Regions from separate parts of the Homo sapiens genome. Here region 1 is linked to region 2. Evidence: chromatin contacts called from ENCODE Hi-C or POLR2A ChIA-PET data. All regions are on one chromosome and are shown on one strand. Each heading gives the region's core, a stretch centred on a gene start or an enhancer-like site at or near the end of the contact. The rest is flanking DNA. Distances are from core to core; before and after follow the strand shown.

Region 1 (3,666 bases), core at 1-2,500, 160 kb after region 2:
GCCCCGCCCTCGTCCCCATGCTCACACCTCCCTAGTGCAGGTGGTTTCTTGGCCCGCTGTCCCCACTCGCTGGCCTGTTTCATGTCCACGACCCCGCGCCCTCTCTGCCCAGCTCGGACTACGGTCATCACCCACCCGGGTCCCACGGAAATCTGTCTCTGTCCCCACCGCTGCTTGCCTTGGGAACGCGGCCCGAAACCCAGGATCTGGGTGATGGGCACAGGCGGGCGGTCGGCGGTGTCCTCGCCGTGGGTCACCAGCGCCTCGCGCACGGCCGCCAGCCCATTGAGCACGACCACCGGCGTCCAGGCCAGCTGCAGGCTGAACACGTCCCCGAAGCGGCGCCGCAACTGCAGAGGGAGGGTCAGGGCCTCTTGTCAAGCCAGGATCACCCCAGACTACAGGTCCTAGTCCTATTTGAACCTTGGACGACCCCCGGGGCTACCAGGAGTGAGCAGGTGGAAGGAGGAGACCCAGCCTCCTGATCGTGGGGCGGGGGTGGGGGTCACACCTTCTGTGATGGAGGAACTCAGTTTGGATGCGTCACCCAGGTATGACCTTGCAAGAGTCACCAAAATTGCCGAGAGGCCCCAGTTAGCATCCCATTCCCAGATGATGGTCCATGCCGGTGAGCAGTGAGGCCCGAGGACCCACAGTGCAAAAGGTTTGAACCGGGTCACTGCACCCCCTTCATCCTCGATTTCGTGATTTAAACGGCACTCAGGACTAACTCATCTTCCATTCCCAAGGCCTTTCCTTCTGGTGTCAGCAGAAGGGACTTTGTACTCCATAACATATGTTGCCCAATGGGCTTGCATGCCCACTGCCAAGTCCAGCTCCACCTCCAGGCCCTTGCCCTACTCTTCCTTGGCCTTTGGAAAATCCAGTCCTTCATGCCATGTATAAATGCCCTTCTCCAGGACGTCCCCCAAACCTGCTTCCCCTTCTCAGCCTGGCTTCTGGTCCAGCCTGTGGTTTCACCCACCATCCATGTTTGCTTCTGGTAGGGGAGCCTCAGCACCTCTGCCGCCCTCCAGGACCTCCTCCCTCACCTGGTCGAAGCAGTATGGTGTGTTCTGGAAGTCCACATGCAGCAGGTTGCCCAGCCCGGGCAGTGGCAGGGGGCCTGGTGGGTAGCGTGCAGCCCAGCGTTGGCGCCGGTGCATCAGGTCCACCAGGAGCAGGAAGATGGCCACTATCACGGCCAGGGGCACCAGTGCTTCTAGCCCCATACCTGCCTCACTACCAAATGGGCTCCTCTGGACACACCTGGCACCCCCACCCCACCAGGCACAGAGGACCAGGCAGGACACTCTCAGCACACCGAGCGCGTGACCCTTCCCTTATAAAGGGAGCTGATGATGGCCTTTGCCCTCTGCTGTGAGTGAACCTGCTGTGTTGACTGTGCTGCCAGTGGCAGAGTCAGGCCAGGGCGGGTATGGGCTGCTCCAGAGGTTCTTGCCCCTGCTTCCTGCTCCAGGCCCTTACCCAGGGTAGGCCGGTGGAGGGGCCTGGTCGGAGAAGTCACCCCCTCTCCCCACTCCAAGCTCCTGAAGCCTGCAAAGCCTTCTGGGATAACCAGGGTTTCAGTGGACCCGGCCATCCACCTCCCAGCTAGGCTCATACACCCTAATGTAGTCACAACCCCTCCTCCAGAACATGGCCTTGCCCTTTCCCTACCCCCACCTGCCCACTCCAGAGTGACCTTCAGCACCCTTATCTGTCACTGGCACTTACCTGGGGCCTTAGAGCTCCTGATGATGAGTGGCATCATGGGCCTGGTCCCTTCACTTCACCTTGCACTCTTGACATGCACAGACGCTATGCACACACCTGATGGTGCACAGATCTCTTGTCCACTCCCAGACACTTGTCCACTTGTTCACACTTGCAGGGACACGATTACACACGCAGAAAATCACCCACACAAAGACAATATTCACACATACACAGACTCACACTGACACTTAGGGCACACATTCTCTCTCACACACACCAGTCACACACACATACAGACCCGGCACCAAGTACCCCACTTCCCAGCCATGCCGGAGGTTTCCTGGATGGGACCACTCCTGTCCAGAGGCTGCTCCCAGCCCAGCCCACATTCCTGGGCTCTGGCCGGGCTATGGCTTCTTGTTTGCAACAGGGCTGTTCCCAGAGCTCCCAGTTGGTAGCCGGAAGGCCCTTGCCCCAGCCTGTGACAACATCCTCCCGGGCTGCCTGAGGGTCGTCCTCCTCCACTGCTTTCTGGCCTCCATGTTTCTGATTAGAAATCTGGTGGGAACGTTATGGAGGATCCTTTGTTCAGGATATGTTGCTTTATTTTTTTTTTCTTTAGACAGGGTCTCACTCTGTTGCCCAGGCCGGAGTGCAGTGGCAGGATCATGGCTCACTGCAGTCTCGACATCAAGTGGACCCCCTGCCTCCCAAGTAGCTGGGACTACAGGCACCACCCAGCCTAATTCTTTTTTTTTTTTTTTTTTTTTTGGAGACGGAGATTTCCTCTTGTTGCCCAGGCTGGTGGCTCCCCTCCATTGTGCAATGATGCAATCTCGGCTCACTACAACCTTCACCTCTAGGCTTCAAGCAATTCTCCTGCCTCAGCCTCCTAAGTAGCTGGGATTACAGGTGTGTGCCACCACGTCTAGCTTTTTGTATTTTCAGTAGAGATAGGGTTTCACCATGTTGGCCAGGCTAGTCTTGAACTCCTGACTTCAGGTGATCCACCCACCTCAGGCTCCCAAAGTGCTGGGATTATAGGCATGAGCCACCGCACCCAATCCCAGCTAATTTTGTATTTTTTGTAGAGACCGGGTTCTTCCAAGTTGTCCAGGCTGGTCTTGAATTCCTGGGGTGAAGCGATCCTCCCACCTGGGCCTCCCAAAGTGCTGGGATTACAGGCCTGAGCCACTGTGACTACCTGATACGTCTCTTCTCTCTTGCTGCTTTCAAAATCCTGTCTTTTGTGGGAGGGCAGCTGCCGAGCTCTGGACTTCTACGGGATCATCCACTGAGGACAGGAGGACCGGGCCCTCTACAGGTGGATTGTATGGCAGCTGCCATGCTTGGAGCCAGTGCTCACCGAGCACGTGGCGGCTGTGGAGCTGGACGCGGGGTTGATAAGTCCGCTGGGGGTGACGGGCTCATCCATGAGTGGTACTTGATGTGGCTGCAGAAGGCGGATGTGGTGGTGGCAGAAGTGACACAACTGTCCCTGGGTATAGGCTATGATCTGTGCCAGGCCACAGCCCTCAATAAGTGAATCCTGTGCCTGCTCCAGCCGCAGTCTGGTGGAGTGCTGTCGGCCATGATCTGGGAAGAGGCAGATGGCTCTGGGTTCCAGGTGTGGGACTACGGAGAGGGACAGGTGGAGGCCCTGCTGCATGGATAGGTTGAGGCTGATCCTCCCGAGCAGGTTGCCTCCCCTAACCCAACCATTGGACCTAATCCCATTTTATTAAATTCTTCTCATCCCAGACACTGCTCTAGTACCAGTCCTGGCTCTTTGCCCCAGGAGCAAATTAAAAGGTACATTTAAAATTCTAAAAAAAGAAAAATCTGTCTTTTGACAGTGATTATGATGATGCGTATGGCTGAAGATCTCTTTGAGTTTACCCTACTTGGAGTTTGATGAGCTTTTTGGATGTACAGATTAATATTTTT
Region 2 (4,256 bases), core at 66-2,565:
ATAGGGAGACCCCCGTCTCTACAAAAAATAAAAACTTAGCTGGGCGTGGTGGTGCATGCCTGTGGTCCCAGCTACTCTGGAGGCAGAAGTGGGAGGATCACTTGTGCCCAAGAGGCTGCAGTGAGCCATGATGGCGCCACTGTCTTCCAGCCTGGGCGACAGAGTGAAACCCTGTTCAAAAAAACTAATAACAACAACAGCAACAACAAACGAAACAGAGCTGAGCTAATATGGTAGCCACAGATTAAAATAAACTAAAAAATCCAGTTCCTTGGTCACTGTAGACACATTTTAAGTGATCGGTAGCCATCTGTGGCTAGTGGCTACTGTACTGGACAGCACAGACATAGAACATTTCCATTATCACTGAAAGTTGTATTGCCCAGCGCAGCTCCAGAAGCTCACTCGCTAAAGAGAGAGACACACAGGAGAGCAGACCAGACAACACAGTGTTGTGTGGGCTGCAATGTCCTCCTCGGTAAAAAGCAGGTGATGAGGCGGAGATTAAAGGAGATGCCAGGAGAATGCTTAGCCTAGTTCCTGACTCAGGGTGAGTGCTCGGAGGACATCTGCCATCACCGTACAGGACAGTACTATAGGATCTGTTTACATACCTATCTTCCTAGCAGACTGTGAGCTCCGCCCAGCCCTGGCATGGTGCCGGGCACAGAGCAAGTGCTCAGGAAATAGTAGCTGTTATCAGCACCATTGTTATTATCACCACTGCTATGACAGAGGCAGCCGAGGGCTGTGGGAACACAGAAGAGGGCTCCCATCCCAGCCCCAGGGCCAGGGGCTGCTGAGAGTCGGCATTGCCAGAGCCAGGCTGGGTGGCTTTGTGGTCCCCTCAGGGGCAGGCCTAGGGCGGGGTCCTCTTCACACCCTTAGGGTCTGGGTACAGGGTCCAGCTGGAGCAAGCTGGGGCTCAGGGAATAGTTGTGGAAGGAGCTCTAGCCTCCAGGAACTCCAGCCCCCTTGAGGAAAGACCAGGTGAGTGGGCAAGATGGTCTGAGGGTTGCAGAGCTGAACAGGGCATGAAGGGCACAGAGGCAGAGCCAGAGGGAGACTCGCGCTGGGACTACCAGAGTGCAGCCATATTTGGAGTACCCCTGTTTTTACTGCAGACTCCCCAGGCATCAAAGTCTGTGGGAGACAGAGCAGATTTGGGGAGGGCAGGCTGCAGGGAACCTCCCTGCAGGTGGCCGTGAGTGCCAGCCTGGCCGTTACCAGCCTCCCATGGCTCTTCAGGATTCCAGAGGCTCAGAGCAGCCATTCACAGCCGCCCACTCCTAGGAAGCCAGCCCCTCCCTGCACCAGAGCCCAGCCCAGCACGGTCTCCGGGGATGTAGCTGGTGGGACAGTGAGCAGAGGGCTGGGCCCTGTGCCTGGGGACTGTGGCCTGGAGGCTGAGCAGGAGCTGAGGAGGGGACCAGAGGGACAAGGCCCCTAAGCTGGCCACCATGGCCAGACTCTGAGTGCAGGGGAGGTGAGGGGCCTGCGTGTGCCTTATCTTCCCAGACACACTGGATCCTTCTTGTCCTCTGATCAAGGTAGGTGTGTAGGGGGGTGGAAGGGTGTGGGGGTTTGTGGGGGTGGGAGGGTGGTGGGGGTGGGGTGGGGAAGGACCAAGCAATCCATGGAAGATGGGAGTGCAGTGAGGGGATGGGGAGTCGGGTGATGCCCTCGGACACCCTGTCCTCTGGCCTGCTCTGTGTGTGGGTGTGCACACTGAGGGGAGCTGTTTGTGGCTAAGTGCAGGGTAAACGTGTGTGCCCAAGTGGATGTGGCTGTGCAGGAGGGGGCAGAAGTTCAGGGCTGCAGTGATAGGCCAGGTGGGAAAGGGTTGGAGGCCAGGACAGTCTTGGATACAAATATATGGCTGGAGAGGGATGAGGGGCTGGGGGCACCATTGTGAGGGGTGATGCCTTCCCTGTCCGGTGCCCTGCCTTCCCCGTCCCTGCTGCAGACCTCAAGGACCTGGCTACATGATCACTCCCCTCCCCATGAGCCCTCTGGAACTGACTCCTCCCACCAGCCCTGGCCTTGTCCCCCAGCTGCAGGTCCCAGCCTGCTGTGTTAAAAGCAACCAAACCAACTTTTTTCTAGAGGGTGAGTTACTTGGAGTCCAGAGTAGCAGGGAGTGGCCCATCTACTAAGACCACAGCCAGAGTCCTGAGCTTCATCCTCGACACCTCTTTGTGCCCACTCCCTACCCTGGGCAGTCCCGCCACTTCTACCCCTGTGCAATGCAGCCTCCTCCAGCCCCAGCCCTAGCTCTGCCCCTTGCACAGCCCACGGAGCAGAGAGTTTCAACTATGTCCTCATGGGATCCTGGCTTCAATTCTGTTCCCATCTGATCCCTCTGTCACACTGCCCGAGTGGCCGTTCCCACCTACAGATCGGAATGGGTCACATTCCCTGGCCTAAACTTTGCTGTAGCCTGGCCTGGACCCCAGCTCACCTGCAGCCTTGGCTCTCCCCTCCCTGCTACATACAGCCTAGGAGCCCCATGTTGGATTTTCAGAAAGATGCCACACTTTCTCACCTTTGGGCCTTCTGTAGGAACAGCCCCAGCTCAGGTCTAGCCTCCCGCCTTTCTACCCCTAATGCTTAGCTTGGTGGAGCCCTGCCTACTTCCTTGCCTGGCATCCCTGGGCATGGCAGCCTCTTCAAGGGCGGGGACCATGGCTTGTTCACCAGATAAGCTCCTTCTGTGAACACTCACTGCCTCTCCATTTCCCATCCTCACCTTCTCCAGGGCTGGCTCTGTTTCTGACTCCAGCACTAGGCCAGCTCAGGGCTCTTTCTTGGTTCTGGGGCTCTAAGCCAAATTGGTCCTCTCTCATCCTGCCACCTGGACACCTGAGCTCCTATGTTGGCTGCTGTGGGTGGGAACCCACAGCCCTTTGGTTCTTTCTGGAAGAGAAAGGGAGAGACGTCTCCAGTAAGCACTGCCCTCCTCTGGAGTCCCTGAACATGTATGTGACCTCCATAGAGCTGTCCACAGAGACAGGGGCCACACTCAGGCCCAGGCAAAGGGAGACGTAAGCCCAGCCTGAGATGCCCCATGCTGGAGGCAGACTGCTCACTGGACGTGCCCACCCCACTGTGTGGTGGCTGGCCGGGGTGGGGTAGGTATGAGGTACAGATCAGTCTGCAGCAGGTAGGAGCCGTAGGAGGACAGGAGGAAGTTACATGCATCCTCCACTAAGGACTGGACAGTCCCCAGAACCAGGCCCCTTCAGACCCGGCATGCTCAGCTGCTGGTCAGGAAGGGGAGAGCTGAGACCTCCAGGCCTGAGCTCCTCACCCCTGCCTGGCCTCTTCTCTCTGTTGATTGCCTCAGGGAAAGACAAACGACCTGGATGGACCACAACTTTGCTCCTGCTCCTCCAGAGATGCAGTCGCATGGAGCTCCAGGCCCGGGAACCTCCTTCTCCCATAGCCATGTGCTGGGGCGCCCTATCCGCCCCTCGAGACTCCCTGGAGGAGGGTCCCCCCTCACCCCCGTCCTCAGGAAGACCATCCATCTGGATACCTTCCCCCAAAGCCATATCCCACAGACCTCCAGCCGGCTGGGCCTTGGAGCCAGGACCCGGAGTGTGCCCCCACAGGAGACGGGCATCGCTCTGGGGGCTTCCTTGAGCCCCCTGCCCACCAGCAGCCTTGTACCCAGGAAGCTCAGCTCCATCTCCTTGACTCTCCATCAGAACAGCCAGGCACGGTCCCTGGATCGCCCACTTTCTCACTGGGAAGAGTTGCCTACCCCAGGAAAGAAGGCTGCTCCCCATGAAGGAGGGAGGGTGTCCTCGCCAGGCTCGCCACCTGTGACCCTAGTGCCAGGGGGCAGGGTCCACTCTGAGGGCCCAGGGAACCCAGGTCTGACCAAATCCAACAGGATGCTTGCCACGGAGAAGCCCCTGGTGAGTTCCTACCTAGCCTTACCTTTCCAATCCCGGTTAGCCCAGAGTGCACCAGTCCTTGCAGAGCCAGGCTCGTTGGGCCAGGGGCACCTTGTCTCAGTGACTGACCACATGCCTACCAGAGCTTCTCCAGGAAAAGGCAAGCCCCGGGCCAGGGGGATCCCCAGACCCCGGGGGCGTCTCCAAAGGGCCAACACGACTGTGAATTTGACTGCTATGGACACAAGGACAGACGCAGCCAGACATTTAGCCACAATGGCCACCAACAGACCTAGCTTGGCTATCAATTTAGCCACACCAAACACATCCCAACTGGACACAGGCACAGAGTTC

The links. Hi-C counts contacts between places; a loop is a spot of excess contacts on that map. ChIA-PET counts read pairs that join two places held with the same protein, here RNA polymerase II (POLR2A). Pooled maps may share reads with other maps.
Region 1: a map with no recorded cell type shows a loop between it and region 2 (5-fold over the local background). The contact joins the promoter of CYP2D6 here to the promoter of SEPTIN3 in region 2. A Hi-C loop is called at or near these places in 1 of 168 maps with a recorded cell type or tissue (psoas muscle), 3 of 37 single-sample maps with no recorded cell type and 4 of 50 pooled maps. POLR2A ChIA-PET finds 5 or more read pairs at or near these places in 2 of 52 experiments (WTC11 and activated T-cell).

What each region holds. Positions count from the first base shown.
Region 1 is chr22:42,129,560-42,133,225 of GRCh38, forward strand. CYP2D6 (cytochrome P450 family 2 subfamily D member 6 (gene/pseudogene)) reads right to left here and starts at 1,251. Exons shown (of 9, transcript NM_000106.6): 1 at 1,053-1,251; 2 at 179-350. The coding sequence starts at 1,232. RefSeq lists promoters at 1,257-1,723, 1,310-2,842 and a cis regulatory region at 2,536-2,547.
Region 2 is chr22:41,968,128-41,972,383 of GRCh38, forward strand. SEPTIN3 (septin 3) reads left to right here and starts at 1,316. Exons shown (of 12, transcript NM_001363845.2): 1 at 1,316-1,550; 2 at 3,347-4,256. The coding sequence starts at 3,366.